Regions from separate parts of the Homo sapiens genome. Here region 1 is linked to region 2. A link is a loop called in an ENCODE intact Hi-C map of the cell type or tissue named here. Cell type or tissue: heart right ventricle. All regions are shown on one strand. Links, peaks and the distances in the headings refer to the core of each region. The heading gives the core; the rest is flanking DNA.

Region 1 (9,116 bases), core at 417-8,416, 220 kb before region 2:
AAATCACCAAACTTCTAATACACACAATATCTGGATGAATCTCCAAATGACTGATTATTCCAGTTAAAAGAAAGAAAAATATCTTTGCCTAAAATAATATATACTGTAGAATTTCTCCTATATAAATTTCTAGAAAAGGAACAGCTAATCTACGGTGAAGAAAATTCATATTAGTGGATGCTTCTGTTGAGGTGGAACTAAACATCAACTGGGAAACGGCATGAGGAAACTTTCTGGAATGATGACAAAGATTTCTAGATTTCTAGATTTCAAAATCTAGATATTGAGTTACACAGGTTTATGCATTTGTCAAAACTTTGATCTCAGGAACTCATGTTGCTAGTAAGGATGAAAATTGTCACAACTACTTTAAAATCTGTGCTTTATTCCAATATTGAAGAACTACGCATGCTGAGATGTCCTAATTAATTCCACTCTCAAATATGTAACCAGGATAAATACATCTTACAGGTTCTAGGATACATCTATAAGAATAGTTAAAGAAACAATTTCCAGTTAAAGAAACTGGAAAAAACTTAAATGGCTATCAACAGAGGAATAAATAACTAAATTGAGATACATATACAACAATGTAAAATGATCAGCTAGAGCTATATCCAATAATATTGATGAATCTTACAAACATAATTTCAAAAGGGAAAACAGGAAACAAGAAGTAATTAAATTGTGACTCATATTTTTTTACAGATTCTGAAAATAAGCAAAAATTAAAACATATTATTTATAGATACATTTTAAAATGCAAAAAGCATTTTCTAAAAAAAGCCAAAAAAAATGTAGAAGCCAGCATGTGGGTAGGAGGAGATAGATTAAGACAAAAATAGAGATATGGGCAAGGCTACCAATCAGTAGGTAATGTCTTAATTTTTTACCTTCCTTCATATTTACTTAAATTGTTGTTTATGTATGTGTGTAAAATTTTAATCTATAAATCTTATTTTAAAGTGGAAAACCTTAGTAACATCTCTTATTATACCCTTTTGTTACTTCTACAAATTTGTATTAACTTACTGCTTTATGGAAATTGAATGGGTGCAGGTCAGCATGTTTATTTTAAAGCACAGTAAATTAAAAGCAATAAATAGCTGGCATACACACACACACGCAGTCATTAGAACACACACACATATAAAATCAAATGATTAAAACAATGTCATAGAAACTATTAAAAATAATACTTAAATATATTAAAAAATCAAATAGTCTACTGTTCAGTGGTTTAATCTATGAGCCTTTTGCGAATGAGATGAAAGGTGGTTATAGTTGCTGTTTCTGCAAATTTGTTTTCTCAAGTTATACAGTAATCACCTTGTTCAAAGTTGGCTGATAATTTTTAACATGTCTTTTTTATGTTTCTGTATGGAAGCGCCTTTAATTCAGCTGGGTTACAAAACATATGTGTCAGATAAAGTTTTTTAAAATGATAAATGGAAGAAATCCAATATACATTTGAGTGCTTGGTATTTCTGACTCCAACACCAATGCCAACATTTCAAAGCGGGTGGGCTTGGGAGTCCTCCACTGTTGTTTTCTTCTCACAAAGAGAGGATCTGCAAATATAGTACTTTCATATCTACTAGTTTGGCAACTGGATTCTATTCTTGAACTGATGGCTGTTTGACATTCTATGATGAATGGTATGTGGTCAGCTATTTCAGATTTTTCCGTTACTAGAATTACATTTCTAATGTAAGGATGGGTTATTATTAGCTAAAGCTTTTATTTCCTGGGATTAGGTAAAATGAAAAGGGTTATTTCTGTTGATACACCCCATTTCACATTGCAATGCAACTATTCAACTGTAAAACGTACTTAGATTTCTATTTGAATGGTCAAGGAATGGCTGATTATGTGTTATTGCCCTTTAAAGGGCCAGTGTCACTAATAGTCAAAACAAAGTTATTCATTCAATAATTTCATGGTCTTAAGGGCTATTTAAATTTTCTTTCTGAAAATTTTTGTTCGAAAGTATGGAAAGACTTTAAGACATTTAGAAAATATTAAAACAGAAACACTATATTACCTTTAAATAATGTCAAATGAAGTTTTAGACTCATATCTAAAAATAATGCTTGCTTACAACAATGGCTAGATATATTTTTATTAATCAATTAGCTATCATCTATACTTAGTAATATTTATAACATTTGCTATTATTGGGCTTCACTACCTCATATTATATAGCATGTCGCTTTTCACTGTTTGAGAAAGGATACAGCTCATTTAGGGAACACCTGGAAATTTTTTCACGGGAATAAAAATGTAGCACTGTAGGGCCGGGCGCGGTGGCTCACGCCTGTAATCCCAGCACTTTTGGAGGCCGAGGCAGGCGGATCACGAGGTCAGGAGATCGAGACCATCCTGGCTAACACGGTGAAACCCCGTCTCTACTAAAAATACAAAAAATTAGCCGGGCGCTTTGGCGGGTGCCTGTAGTCCCAGCTACTCCAGAGGCTGAGGCAGGAGAATGGCGTGAACCTGGGAGGCGGAGCTTGCAGTGAGCCGAGGTCGCGCCACTGCACTCTGGCCTGGGCGACAGAGCGAGACTCCATCTCAAAAAAAAAAAAAAAAAGAAAAAAGAAAAAAAAGAAAATGTAGCATGTAGTTTATCAGGCAGGTTTTGTTTTGTTTTGTTTTGTTTTTAATGACAAGAAGAGTTACTCCTCTGTGGGTGAACAGAGTTTTGGTTCTATTGCTGCCATATTTAACACAGATAATTGAACCTGCATAATACCAATATTATTAAAGATTATCATATGCCTACTGTTGTAAATAGTACTTATAAGAAATGAAATGTGCATTTCTGAAAAAATAAGAAATGCTACAATTTCTTGTATTACAATAATATACATATATAGAAATCACTACTAAATCTAGCACTTCTAGAGGAATTAGTTGTATTATTGAATTAAATGATAGCCTTGAAAAACACTTAGACAACAGGTTAAAATATTAAATGTTAAGAGTATTGTCATAGTCGTCTAAGTAGTTACTTTGAAGGTATGCCACGTTCTTATACTTGCAATTCAAGTACTATTTTTTAAAAGTTGGGAAAAGCATATTAATATAGTTAGTAATCTAATATCAAGAAATTATTGAACAATTCTAAATTTTCTAACAATGACAATAAAGAAAATTATTCAATAATAGCTAATATGTATGTATAACAAATATAAAGTAAAGCTCACTTGCTGCATTACTTCTCATATTCAAAATCATTAAAAATTAAATCAGGAAATACACATTGATAATGAAGTTTAATATGATGATAAAATGCTAATTTTTTAACCTCATACAAAGTAAAGTATAGGAGAAAGTGAGAAACCCAAGACTTCATACACATATGTAACATCAGTGATTCTTTTTTAACGCCAACCTGCCCTCTGAAAAGGAGAGTTTGGCATAAACACAGGATGGAGAAGTCTTCTCACAGGAGCAGTAACAATTATTTTTCTAATGTGCCTATCTAGTGCATTATGTTTTTCCTGCTCATGTGTACACCGGAACACATTCTACTTTCATGCAGCTATTTTGCAGATGTGCCCTTTTAGCCCACGTAGAGGAAAAAAATCCCTTTTTAAGGAGTGCTCACACCTCAGTCACCTGAGTCTTTCTAAGTGATGAGGAAACTGCTTTGTTTCCTTTCTCAATTTCTCCATATGAGAATTACCACCTCAGAAATCTGTGGAAGGTTTAGATCTTGGCTAATCCACGGCAGGCCAGTGAGTGCTGGTTTCCTCTTCCGAAAATATTTCTATTTTTTCCCCTCCCTCCTCAACCTTTCCTCTCTCTCTCTATCTTCTTTTTTAGTAAACATTTGTTGGCCCCAAATTTTAAATAATGAGCATTTTCACAATATGAATACTATGTTTCCTGTTTTTTTTTTTAATGATATGCTAATTGGAGACCTCCATGTTACTTTGAATGAGAGGTTACATCTTTAATCCTGATCTTGTTCTTCTAATCTCTTCTTTAATTGAAATTGATCAAAAAAAAAAAAAAACCTACATAGAGGCAGAGGTGGATTGGGAGATGGAATTTCCCCTTTCTTTACATAGTGTTTACTTATTCATAGATTTGGTCAAATGGTCCACCAGTCAATAAGCATATATATACTCTGCTGGTTGAACCCTATTTGATAGCCCTAAGGGCTGATGGAGCTCCCACTTTCCTAAAATAATACTAAGAACAACCATCTCACTTCCCTTAACAATGACATAGAAACAAAGCTGGGTAATTCCTTTCTACGTGCTTTTTCAGAACAAAGGTTAAGGTTTTCAGGAATGAAAAACAATTAGATGGGTGTTGAAGGTTGCGGATGGAGTGATTCTGCTTTTATGTCTGTCTTTTTTTTTCTTACTTTTTAAATGAGAAGTTGTGAATATCCATAAATGGACATAGATTATGTGCTTAATGGGCCTTTTTCTTGCTGACTATACTCCCAGAGACAGTAGACCATTATCTATCACTTTGCCTCGAGTACTATATGAGAGGTTGTTCCCCCTATAATTATTGTCCATAACTTTATGGAATCAAAATAAAACAATCTAATAAATTAATTATTATAAATTAAAACAAAATGCATTGTTTCAAACTATGTTCAATGTTGTTTTAGCTATTTTTATTACATATTATTCTTTTGAGGCTCACACTCTCCTCCTTACAGCTACTTTAGAAATGGAAGAGCAATTTAAATGCAAAATGCCTTTTTTTCAAAGAGGGTGTAAGTCTACAAATGCATCATTGTGCATGTGGATGAACATTTCATAAGAATGGATAATGAGTAATGAGGTGGATCTTTTTCTCCAATAAAATTACTTATGAAATTCTGTGGCAGGCACATTCTTCTATGATTAAATAATTCCCAACAGTTCTCCACCATTTTCTTTTTAAATTTACACTTGGGTTTTACTTGCTAATGTTTTTACTCCAGATTTCATGAAGGTCAATATTCCTCTTATCTCTCCTACAATAATGTAAAATGTTTCTCTTGTCACTTTATATTAGTTACTTCAATAAATAACTAATTTGGAGGGTCATGATGTCCAAATATACTTTCTCTATTTTGAGAGATATATAAACATTGAATTTTAATATCCCTACCACAAAACAAATTTTTCATTTGAGATAACAATATTTTTAAATGCATATACACTATACCTAACACTTTGATATTTATTTATTTATAATTATACTCAAAAAGTTCATGGGGACATTCTTCACTTTTGAGACATAGGCTGAGCATGGGTATAGCAGTGTCCACTAGGGAGAGCTGCCTTACAGCACACCACAGCTATCAGCATTACCACATTTGATAATTCTCCATCACCAGTAACAGTAATGGAGAAAACAACAGTAGCTTTTCCAAAGCAGATGAATTTGATAATAATATCTTCCCAAATCCAATGTAATCGTGTGATTTTATATGTGATTCACAGGTAAATAGAAGTGCATAAATCATCAATTTTACACTTTGCTACCATTTTAATTTGAAATGAACCATGTTGCAAACCATTCTTACTCTCTAATTCATCACTTCTCCTTGGGTGAGTAAAAGTAGTTTTATGATAATATCTCTGATTATAAGAAAAAAAAACAAGTCACTACATGCACTATATTAAACATTGTAAAAAGTTGAGTTAGTTAAGAAAAAAAATATATACAAAGAAGAGATAACTTACCAGGACAAAGCACTGCTTTCAAACGTTAAAAAATCACTCATGGGAAAACAACTACAAAACTGAATAGTTTTAATTATGATGCAAGGTCAATAAACTTCATCACAATTTTTTAAAAGGAGAATATGTATTTAAAAGTTTATAACATTATGTCATCCATATAATTAAGCACTTTTAATCACTGACGTTAAGGAAGAGAGAAAATTTCTACTGGATTTTGTTTTTGTTTTAGGGTCATTTAAAGCACAGCTAATTTCACTTTAAAGGAGGAAGAAATAAGAAATCATTCAGATTGGCTAGCAAAAAAACAAAAAACAAAAAACAAAAAACCTCTACCTAATATGCTTATTTATACCTAGCTGTTAAAACTATAAGTGCTTAAAAAGATACCTTCACTGATTGTATAATATTAAATCTTCTAAACTATAAGTGTTTTAAAAATCACACCTACTCGTGACTTGAAACTACTTTTGCTGAATATATGTATATTATCAACCTCAATTACACATGCCTGTTGATTTGTGTACGTCATTCACTAGTTCTTCTTTCCTTTTTCTTTACTTTTGCTGTATTTTGTTTGCACATCATTTAGCTTTGGTTCTAGACTAACAATTACTCTAGTTTGTAATTGAGTTTAAAGGAATATGTTATTAAATCAGGGAATTCCATAAATATTGGTTAAAAGTTATAAATAGGTTGTCTTTGGTATTTGTCAACATAGAGTTCTTTCAATTAAAATATTTCCTGGCTACCACAGCGTGGAAGCTGCGGAAATTGGCTCCACATCCAGCTGGCTGATTCAGTAAGAAATCAGCTGGCCTCAATTTAGATTTCTTTTCTTTTAAAGCAGTGCCAAATTGAGGATTAGTACATTGTGGAGAGGGAGGCGGGCAGCTCCACCCCTGATCGGCCATTCTTCATTCCCTAGAATGGGCTTGCCCTCCCAGCCCCAGCTGTGCACTGAATTAATCTACACAGGGAGCTTCTCTATCTACACCATTTTCAACATGCTCTTCAAGGTCCTACACCACTTCTGACAAAAGCAAAATGTGGCTCTGGTGACTCTGGACTTGGGCACTTCACTAACGCCTTAAATATAAACATTCACACACACATTAAACACACACACACGTATACAGGGGGTGGGTAGCGGTGTGGAGAGAGGAGAAGAGAGACAGTGCTTAAATTGAAAATTGTGGAGACAGTCAACAGTAAATACTGAATCTTAGAAAAAAATGAATAAGAGAATAACAGACAATAACAGCATTTATTCAGAAAACAGATCCATCTCAGGGAATTGGTGTGATTTTACTTCTCCAGAAATTGTCCTTCTAAACTAAGAGTGTGAGAATAATTTAGTTATCAACTAGAAAAGGGTAAGTGAGAAGGGACACTTACCCTTTTCATGACCTAACGCAAATATTTATTATTACCCTACCAGGGACCTCTTCTTCCGTTCAAATCATCCAGGCTTACGTCTAGCACACCAACATTTTCATGTTCTGCCTTGTACCTTCTCGAAGCTCGTGGGCCAATTATGAACTAATCCTGCTTTTATACCAACAAAGAAGGTCATATATATACAGTTTTATTGTAGGTTATTGTTCCTATAAACTGTGACCTTTTGTAAAGAATGCTCAGCCCTTATTTTAGAAGTATTACTGATGATATTATCTAAGAAAATTGTTCAGGGTTATGACCTCACTCAAACTGTGATCCAGCCAACCATATTTGTTTGAATTTAGTCTTGTTTTTTATAATCATCTATCTGACCATGAAAGGAATTTGCTTGTCTGCATTTTCATAAATATCTGCAAAAGATATTATATTTATCATGAATTGAAATATTTTTAACACTAAAGAGAATACAAAAAGTATTTTAGCAGACAGTAATGTTTTATTTACTTCAGCTAATTTTCCTGATAGCTTGGAGTTTACATTATATAATTTGGATAAGTAGAAAGAAAATACACATCTAAAGGAACTCTTCATCAGCTGTGCTATGAGGCTCTACAGAGATCATATTAGCAGAATTGACATCCTGACAAAAAACTTACCACAGCAAAGATATTAACACTGAGAAATGTGACCAATGTATTTCAGGCCCTGGTCATCTGTGCTTTTGCCTATAAATAGATTTCATACATTTCCTTAATTCATTTTTTCTAACAACCACTGGTTCTTTAGCATGATCTGGGTCCAAGGTCAAAAGCTACTGCTCGCTACCAGTGCAGCTAAGTCACTGAGAGTTATTTTACCTTTCGGGCTTTCCTTGTGATTTTTCACAAGTTTGTAATACTAGTCCATGAAGCTATCAAATCTTCATCTATAAAAATGTATTCTGAAGCAGTTGAAAAAAACCCGAGACTGCTCTTTAAAATATCAGGTTCTGTGTATTGACTTAAAATAAAAATTACACGGAAAAACAAAAAGTGTGATGTTGGTGATATTGTTTAGGTCATATTGTAGGTTTCTGCTTATCATTTCTGGCTGAAATAGAAAACCTATATGAAAGAATTGACTTGTAAATGTAAATGTTAACCCAGTTTATACAAAAAGCATATTTGTGTGCCCTCTCTTCAGAGGTGAATTTTAAAATCCGTATTACTTTTGTGTTTTCAGAGAAAAACTAAAACAATAGCAAGAAAAAGAAAACAGGAAAATAAATGTATCTATGGATCAAAAAGCAATTTAGATTGCAATTGCTTCTGTAGAAATGAAATAGTTTTCGCTGCCAGATTAACAGTAGGAAAAAGTCATTTGGATCCTTGACCACTATTGTGGTATAAGAATGCTATGGGATCCCGTAGGAAAACAAAGGGAAGTGCTTTTCATTTTTGGCCACGGTGCCTGAAAATATACAAGGAATAAGATGGAAAACAGGGTGACATCAATGGTCATAAAAATGTGACCTTCATCTTGATAGAATAAGACAAATAAAAGTTTTCCCTAACACCTGGCATTTAAACATGAAAGGAAGTTGTAAGGACAACATAGCCTCTTACAATGGACCTAAGTGTTTTCAAATATTCATGATATTCATACTTTTGAAACACTAAAAGCATAGTATGCTACCTTAGGAAAAAATAAAAACCCTCAGAAGCTATTCTGAACATGTATTGTTTTTACCACATTGAATTGTGGTAAAAGCATTGAGTATGTTTTGGAGAAGTACCCTTCTTGCATAGGTTTCAGTCAAATCCAAGTGGCTACCCCCACCAGAGAGTGGGGCTCGATAAATCATTGACATTTCTCTGGCCAGGATGGAACTTCTACATGGGATTATAAAGCAGGACACCCTGGAAATGGTTTACTCTTAACTACTCCTCAGCTCCTTCTTCCATGAACTTGAGAATCCCATAGTGGCCCCGATTTCGCCTCTTTCGAAACCTTCCTCCTTTTCTTTTCCTTAGCTCA
Region 2 (9,116 bases), core at 742-8,741:
GAACCACTAGGCTATGAGAATTCACAGCCCTTCTATGTGCATTGTTGGGTTTAAATAAATGTCTATGCTCTAATTTTCTCACAAAGAAAAGAGTCATACATAAAAACACTGTTCAAACCAAGGCAACCAAGAACTGCATTTGAGATCCAAGTAGGCAATTACCTACCAAACTAAATATTTACACATTAGTTTAGAAAATCAGTTATTATATGGCTTACCAGAAACAGAAAACAAAAATCTAGTTATACTGAAAAAACTTAAGTATATAAACATTCTAGAAAATTCGCCACATCTTTTCCTGTGTTGATTTATAACCACTCAAGCATTAATTTCATAACATTTTCACTGTGTAGATAAATGTTATCAGTGTTTTTGGAATTAGTCAGTTGAGACTCTTGTGGTGAGTGTGAAATTACGAGATGAGGAAATGTAGAAACTAAGCTAAATACTATTCCCAGCTCTTGATCAAAATGAGATTTGTTCTATTGTTTAACATGACAGCTCATATTCTTCAGTGTATTTACATGTTTTCTGGGTGGATGATTGGGTGGTGTTGATGCCCCATCCTGTGCCCTTGATTTGGGCTTGACACGGTTGTCTTGTTGGGAGCCAGTGAAGAGGTTTCTGTCTAGTTTGAAACCAAACCAGTCAAAGCATTAGGGCTACTTGCCTTCATTTGTTATATTAGTGGGTGTAAAAAGGAGCAATAAGTCACTGGTTGAATTTGGCCTGTATTTTAAAATCTCATTACAAGACTACAATAAAATATCTATGAATAATGAAACAACATGGAGAAAAAGCTTATTCCAGTCCCATTTGACTCCACTGCTGGTAACCCTTGGAAAGTAAGTGCAAATATGTTACAAACCTCAATGGGGTCTCCTCCAGCAAAGATATGAAGAATTACAAGAAATGTATTCCAAAGGATAAACAGTAAACCTGTGACTTTATTCCATTAACATATTTTTCTCTTATCTATTACATTTACTTCACTATTTTCTGTAATTGAGACTTTGACACATTAACCAGGCTAGGTCCTGAACTCTTAGGGAAATACAAGCCTATTAGCTACTATATTATATAATAAATCAACCCTTTAAATTAAGGCATCTTCTGCAATTTCTTTAAATGTTCTTCCTTCAAATCATTTAAGAAGAATAATTAGAATTTACATAATAAAAATATTGGGCATTTTTATCCTTTGCAATATTTATACCACTTAAGTGCCTAACACAATGGTGTTAATCTGAATGGCATAAATGTAAAAGAAGATGTAGGAAGATGGCCCTCAAAATATTATCTCAAAAGTAAGTCTGAATTCAAAGCAGTTAGGAGAAGTCATCGCATTCATTCAAAAGAGCTTTGGGAGCTTTTTCCTTTATTTATGACTGAACTGCTATTTTCAAATTTGTTTATGCTGTATTATAATTGTTTTTTATTCAGAGGTTTTAAAAAATCTCTCTTACTATTATCAGAGAACATAAATAAGCCCGCATCATACTCAGGCTTCTACATTGCTTTTAAGAATCTGCAACTTTGCATATAAATATGTATTTGGAGTTCCTTTAGAGAATAAATATGGTACTACTGGGCTTATGGTCCCATTGGGGTTGGCTGGCACTCATTACTATCTATTGGGTTTAGAAGAGGAAAGTGCTTTCCATTCTTGCTATCTTACATTTCTCATTAGTGAAATTTCTCTCCAAATCACTATCCTTTAACTATGAATAAGGCCCAGGTTGTGAAATTGTATATAACTTCTCTGGAGAAATTTGGTAAGGACAGTCAAAAGACAATGATACTTTGGAACAAGAGAGGCCTAAAACTATATTAACCAGTATAAACCACTAAGAAAATAAAGACATCAAAATTATTAATATAATATTGTTTTACCATAGAAATCAAATAATTAGTTCTTAATTCTGTTAAGATGACTTCATAAGCCTTATGAACTAAATGTAAATGTTAAACCAGGGTATGAAATCAAAGTTAAACATAGCACACCTGAATATGTATGGAAATAATTTATGGTCTAAAATCTCCCCATCCAGCACTCTTTCTCCCAGGGAGAAATAAATAAAGAATGAAAGTCAGATCCAATAATTTGTAGCCATCATTCATCGTTTTATAGGTGTAATTAGTAAGCTTAAGTGGAACTATGTTTGGAGATTTACTATCTCTGGAGTGTGATTATATATGAATTAGAAGAGTCTGCAGTTACTCCACACTATATGAAAATACAAATCATATTAGGAGAAATTTGCCAAATATAATAGAAAAATCAAGACACTCTAATGCTTCCATCTTAAATTTGAGCCAACAATAACTAGTTTATTTTTTATTCTGAAAGAGATAAATAATTATATATAATATGTAGCTGCAAATAAAACTCCTTGTGCTATATTGTTTTAATTGATGTAATTATTGAAATTCACACCATGTCATGAATTTTTTAAATGCTCTGGAAAATCTGGTGAATATTTATTTCATTTTCCAGCTCAATCATGCCTCAAAGAACAGCTATGTATCACATACAGAAAAAAAAAATCATTGACTGAGGAGAATGCAAGATATGTTTAATTTTTACCAAAAATAAACACAATTTCAACTACTATTACATTAAATTTGTGCATAATTGTAAAAATAGCAAAATCTTTTCAACACTCGGCCTCTACCAGTTACTGTTCTAACTTCTTTACGTGTATTAATTCATTTAATCTTCATAACAATTTCACAAATAAAATGTTATTATCATCTTTGTTTTACAGATTAGGAACCCAAAACATCAAACAGTGTAATTTACACACTTGGTATTATACTTAGTATTATACAGTTAACAGCAGCATGGGAATTTGAACCCAGGAATTCCAGGTCTAGAATCTATCTATCTACACACACACACACACACACACACACACACACACACACACACACATAAACCATGAATACATATGCGTGTGTGTGCATGTGTTTGTGTGTCTATACTCAGTGAACAAAGTAGATGTCTTTGCCATTTTGACAGAATAAAAATATCAGTGTTAGAACAGGACTTAGCAGTTAAAGTGAGTTACCAAGGTCACAACATTAATGAATGATAGTATTGACACTAGACTATTACTCTCAGTTCAGCACTACTCTCTTAGCACTAAACTGTATTAATGTTAATTTTACTCATTTTAAAACCAGTTATTTAAATACATTATCGATATTAGTAAAATAAAATCTGTATTGGCATTTATTGTGTAACTGATTTATTAATTATCCCTGTAAACTAGTGAATTTATTTTAGAGAAAACTAAACTTTGTTTTATTTTAGAGAAAACGTCTTGAGAAAAATGCAAGCTAATGAAAATGCCTTTTTACTAAAGATGAATCCTACAGGAAACTTAAAGTCAATTTAATTGATTTTATCACATTACTAAACTTTACATAGAAAGACTATATATTTGCATTTTGAATCTTAATCCTCATAAATTTATGCCACCCTCATTATCTACTTTAACATTTAGTCACTCACAGCCACTTCATAAATTCTCATGACATAAAAAGATTGCTGTCACGTAGGAAGCAAGGCGTATGGAGACAAAGGAACTCAAAGATTCTGGATTTACAGTTTGAGTCCAAGTGACTTACATCTATGTACCTCAGTTTCGTCAAATATAAAATGGGTTTACTGTGAAGATCAATAAAAATAATGCCTGTAAAAAAGTTGTGTAAACCTTAAATTGCTTTGGAAGTATTAGATGATGTTCTTTTTTGGTAATATCCTGAAACACTGCTGTGTCAAAAACAATCCCATTAAGAGATCACCAATATCCTTTCCCTTATGTCTTTTTAACTTCCAGGCTCTCTCCTTCCATTCCTCCTCAGTTCCCTTGAACGTATACTATTTGGCACTTGATGAGATTTTGGATTTCATCCCTTCCAAGGCACGGCTCTTGGTTTTCATTATGATCTCTTAGTTTGTGAGAGGAGAAACTCCTGCTGCAATTCTTTAGCAGATAGATTTAGAATAAAGTTAGAACTGTGTAGTTTCTGCCAGGAAACACTGTCAGTCAATCTAACAGTTGTTAATAATAACAAATAGATTTTTACAGACTAATTTCTTTTAACCAGCTAAAATATTTTCAACCAATGAACCATTTCCCAAACAATTAAACATTCTGATTTTTCTCATATGGATGAGAAAAATACCCATACCCTCTAATTGCCCAGTATTTCAGCCATAAAAATAACATTGTCATTAAAAAAAATGAGCTGGTCTTTATAAATCTTATTTTTAAAACTAAATCGCTGTATGTATTTGCCATATGATTTGCCATCTTTGAGAAAGTGAAATTGAACTTTCTTTATTTTAAAGTGTTGCTGTTGTTAAAATGATACTGAATGCAAAATAATATGTTTGTTTTTCAGCTGTTGTAAGACTAAAGAGATTTTTTGAATACTTCAATTATAAAAACATTTAAAACATACAAACTTGTGCAATTTTTATTTTAATGAAGATGAGAAGTTCATTAAAGAAGATAAATATTTCATTAGCTCTTAAATAAAACAAAGAGATTTTTTGGCTTCTCTCAGCACAAAATTCCTTTGAAAGATTAATTAATACATGCAAATTATGCAAATTAGACCCATGCAAATATTTTATGAAGACAATTAAGGGAACCATTAATTACTGCTTTTTTTGCTTCAGTGAGATTCATTCATTTAATTTTAATTTCACTTTAACTGTTTTGATGTATAATCTTGCAGCTAAGAACTTTATCTTTCTTGGCGGGTCACTTAAACTTAGAAATTTCATCAAGTGAGCACACAGAAATCTGTAAAGATATTCTCAAGACTATGTTTAGTATCAAGAGAAATTTCTGACACAATGCACTCCCAGAAACAGGGAAACTGGAAGGGAATGTGAGCTCATTCTTGGACAAGGTTCAACTACTGGAAAAGCAATTAATTTGCTTTGGCTGTGCTAATATAGGGGAATTAGAAAGTGTGACACAAGACAAATAGAAATAATTAGTTCTCCAAAATGATGTTCTCATTAATATGGTTTGAACAGTAGAAATAAAACAACATTATTGTGGCATGTCTGCATTCTGTCCCTAACCATGGGAGGTAGGATAATGCACTATAAGCATTTTTATATTTATAGTTTAAATGATTATGTTTTTTTCTAAAGAAGAATTTATATCAAAGAGTTTATATGCTTAGAATGTCTAAATATATACATGCTATCAAATTAATAACACACTTTCCATAACCATGCATTTGTATACCAATTTTTTATTTTGCTCATACAAATCTGTATTGTAATGAACAGATTTAAAATGGGGGTTCTTTTTCTGTTACTTAAATATTTTCAGATCACTTTTATGACTCTTGAAGTATAACATTTCTCAGAAAAAAAATTAATTGTATTTATGCTCTATCTTAAAGAAGCCACTGTGTTTCTTAAAGTTTCTCTAAGATGGCTAGGATATCCTTACCATGGGGGATGAATACAAAAAGAGGAAGCAGGCTTTGTGAATATGAACTATTAGAGTTAGTTGTTATCTATATTACTAAATGATAACCTTCTTCAGCTTTTGTAGTCATTATATACATTTTTTGTTGTGATGATGTTTGATGAACAAGTTAATTGGATAACTTGCTCCAACTGAACCATCATTTTTTTCACTTGATAATAAAGGTTAAAAAAACTCAAAGCAAAACCTTATAAATATATTTTTCATAAATCTGAAGATAATACTATACTGTATAAAAATGCTTAAAAATTAACGTATTGACTATAATGAAAAAGCAACTTCCTAGTTATTTGGAATTCATAGTAGTAAAAAGTATCATCGGTACAAATACATATATGAAATTTAAATGCAGCTGATTTTTCTACCTCTTGTCTGATACTCCCCTCAGCCCCGCAGCTAATTGTTGTTACTATAGTACCATAAAAAGATGTAAGTGGGCATATACTATCATTGATATTTGTTGAGCTTCTTAATATTCTTTAAAAACAGATGTTAAAATTAAATTTTCTTTCTTACAAAGGTAATCTTATTTCATTCTTCCTTAAATTTCTAAATTCCCCAAGTTTATTTTGCATGTTTATACTGACCGCAGAGATGTGTCACAACTTTTAAATTAGGATCACTTGTGAATTTCACCGGTGCACTGTTTAACCACTCTTCCATGCTACTAATTATGATGTTAAATCAAAATGGATCTAGCATTGATCTTTAGGGTCCCCTGCTAATATCTTTCCCAGTTTCCATATATCACTATTTTTGACTATTGGTCTTCCAGATACTATTTAAGCCCAACCACAAACATGTTTATGAGCAAGCCAACTTAATTTATTTTTTTCAACTTTATTTATGCTAACAAGACATTTATATTTTCTGTTAATAACTCTCTGTTTCAATATTTAATGGCAATTTAGTTGCACGATGTCTACTTCCCCTCTCTAAACTTCCACTTTCAATCCATCATTCTTGATATTCCCAGATTAAAGTAATTTATCTCCCGAACTCTCATAGTGCCAACCCCCTATTACATTATTTTTACTAGAAAAACATGATGCCAGGCAGGGTGCGGCGGCTCACGCCTGTAATCATATCACTTTGGGAGGCCGAGGCAAGTGGATCGCTTGAGCTCAGGAGTTCGAGATCAGCCTGAGCAACATGGCAAAACCCTGTGTCTACAAAAAATATGAAAATTAGCTGGGCATTCTCACACACAACGTCTGTGGTCCCAAATACTCAGGATGCTGAGGTGGGAGGATTGCTGGAGACTGGAAAGTTGAGGATGCAGTGAGCTGTGATTGCACCACTGCACTCCAGCCTGGGTGACAGAGCAGCACCCTGTCTCAAAAAAAAAAAAAAAAAAAGACAACAGATATATTACAAACTAAGCTCAATCATTATGCCTAAATTTTCTCTGTCTAATTGAAATAACATCACAAAACTTCATGAAATGTCCCAACACAGACATATAATAACAATGGTTTCTTTTTCGTAAGGACCAGTTTAGAAAACTAGCTCTACGAAAATAATGTATTTAAATATTTTTACATAGTAAATAATTATAATGAGTTACATTCTATTACTATTTTGAGCAGCTTCATACTTAAACAATGCCTACTATGTCTATATCACGTATAGTTTAATTTATGTAAGAAGTAATTTCCCACAAAAACCCACAAGAGGCCTTCAGCATTTGGAGTTCAAGCATATCCAGTTACATTAAAAAACAGTATTACTTTTTAAAATATATTTTTAAAAGAATAAAATATATTCTCACTCATAGGTGAGAATTGAACAATGAGAACACATGGACACAGGAAGGGGAACATCACACTCTGGGGACTGTTGTGGGGTGGGGGGAGGGGGGAGGGATAGCATTAGCAGATATACCTAATGCTAAATGACGAGTTAATGGGTGCAGCACACCAGCATGGCCATGTATACATATGTAACTAACCTGCACATTGTGCACATGTACCCTAAAATTTAAAGTATAATAATAATAAAATAAAATAAATAAAAAAGAATAAAATATTTATGCTGAAATAAAAAAAATTCTAAAATTTTATAAAATGTTAACATTTATGGGTATCGCTAAAACTTTCTGTTTAATATTAATAACTGATTGTCTAGTTAAATGAGTAGTTAACAATGACCTATAATAACTATAGAACAATAGTCCGTTTATTGCTTACTGCCTACAATCAATATCACCTTTTGTTCAATTTAATCAGTGACATCTTAAATTGATTAGCTTTATAGAAATGCTGCCAAACACCAGAAACCAGTGCCAAGGGACTAGAGGGAAATTTATTGTTTTGTTTTGTTCATAGTAACATAATTCTAATATTTATATTTTAAGATCGAGAAAAATGGTTTAAGGTAATACCCATGGTGATTACTTATTTCTAAATGACTAATCAATAGTCAATATGCAGTGCAGGCAGCCCCGAAAACAGTTTTAGTCCTGATTTGTTTGTTTGTTGTGTTTCTAAGAAACCTCTCCTTCTCCCCCACATCCCCCTTTTCAATCTAAATAAAGACACTTTTAAATATGGAAAACGTGGTTAGGTAACATTAAAAAGTTCTTGGACATTTCCACAAACACTTTACTATGGGAATAATTCAACATTGTATTATAAACACAAGTCGATTTCCCAAAAAGGGAAAAGTAAATTACATATTAAAAGTAATAACAGCTTCAGTGTTTACCAATTGCCAAGACCTGTAGTAAATATATTGTAATAATAAAATTTAATACTAACATCTAAAACTTAACTGTATACAAACTATTGCCCAGCATGTGCTAAGTGCTTTACATGGATTATTTTATTTAATCTTCACAATGACCTTTTGAGGTTAAGCTATTGCTAAAGGGGTGGGGGAAACAATGGGGCAGAGATTTCAGTCTAGATGTGATTTCTAGCATTTCTTAACTATTAGCTTCCATAGAAGTGCCTAAGGAACCCCCATTCCCACACCGATCTTAAAAGTCATATTAGAAATTGAAATGTGCATTAACAATTATATGACAATCAAACTTGAACAATACTTTCATAAAGATCTTAAAAGTGGTAAGTATAAGTAGGATACAATTTAGTGCTGTTAAAGTATGAAAGTCTTGGGATACCATTTAGCAACTTCTATTCAAATGCATACGTCAAAAGAAACAAAGGGGCTCACCAAATGTCATATATTAAATCAAAATTGGATCTGTCGCTGACATTGTAAATTTATCATAAATTCATTACATGTTAAGTTGTAGATTTTTTTCTCTAAATATGATTACTGTCTTAATTTTTTCACTGTCACTTTATTTTCTTTGCTTAGAGTGGGGTTTCCCCCAGTGTGTCTAGAAGTGTCTATAAACATAATATAGGCACAATGGCTGATGAAAAAGTAAAAAGCAGGAAAGGAAACATTTTTTCAATTGTATATCATTCGTTGGCAGTACACTGTTTTGGACTTTTTGGTCATTAAGAGGCAACAAGCTAACTATCTAAAATGAGTGATGTGGTTGGGAGTGGTTATCTTATAAAAGGGACATGTAAGCCTGGGTAAAAAGTTTTGGTGGAAGCAACAAGGACTTTGAAGTCA

What was found. A loop is a pair of places that touch in the nucleus more often than their neighbours do. Peaks named below come from ENCODE experiments on the same cell type or tissue, not always from the same donor. Only the 100,000 strongest peaks of a DNase experiment are listed, where the experiment ranks them.
Region 1: it touches region 2 in a loop (2.4-fold over the local background); 8 of 110 quality-filtered maps call a loop at or near these places.

The regions. Positions count from the first base shown.
Region 1 is chr13:71,235,825-71,244,940 of GRCh38, forward strand. No RefSeq gene overlaps it. Among named protein-coding and RNA genes, the nearest start is that of LINC00348, 230 kb to the left of the region's middle. In heart right ventricle, for the core only: a CTCF peak has its summit at 5,276 (motif pointing right); no DNase peak of the experiment used is centred there; H3K27ac peaks cover 734 bases.
Region 2 is chr13:71,459,982-71,469,097 of GRCh38, forward strand. The region is part of intron 10 of DACH1 (dachshund family transcription factor 1); the gene reads right to left. Among named protein-coding and RNA genes, the nearest start is that of DACH1, 400 kb to the right of the region's middle. In heart right ventricle, for the core only: no CTCF peak of the experiment used is centred there; no DNase peak of the experiment used is centred there; H3K27ac peaks cover 1,012 bases.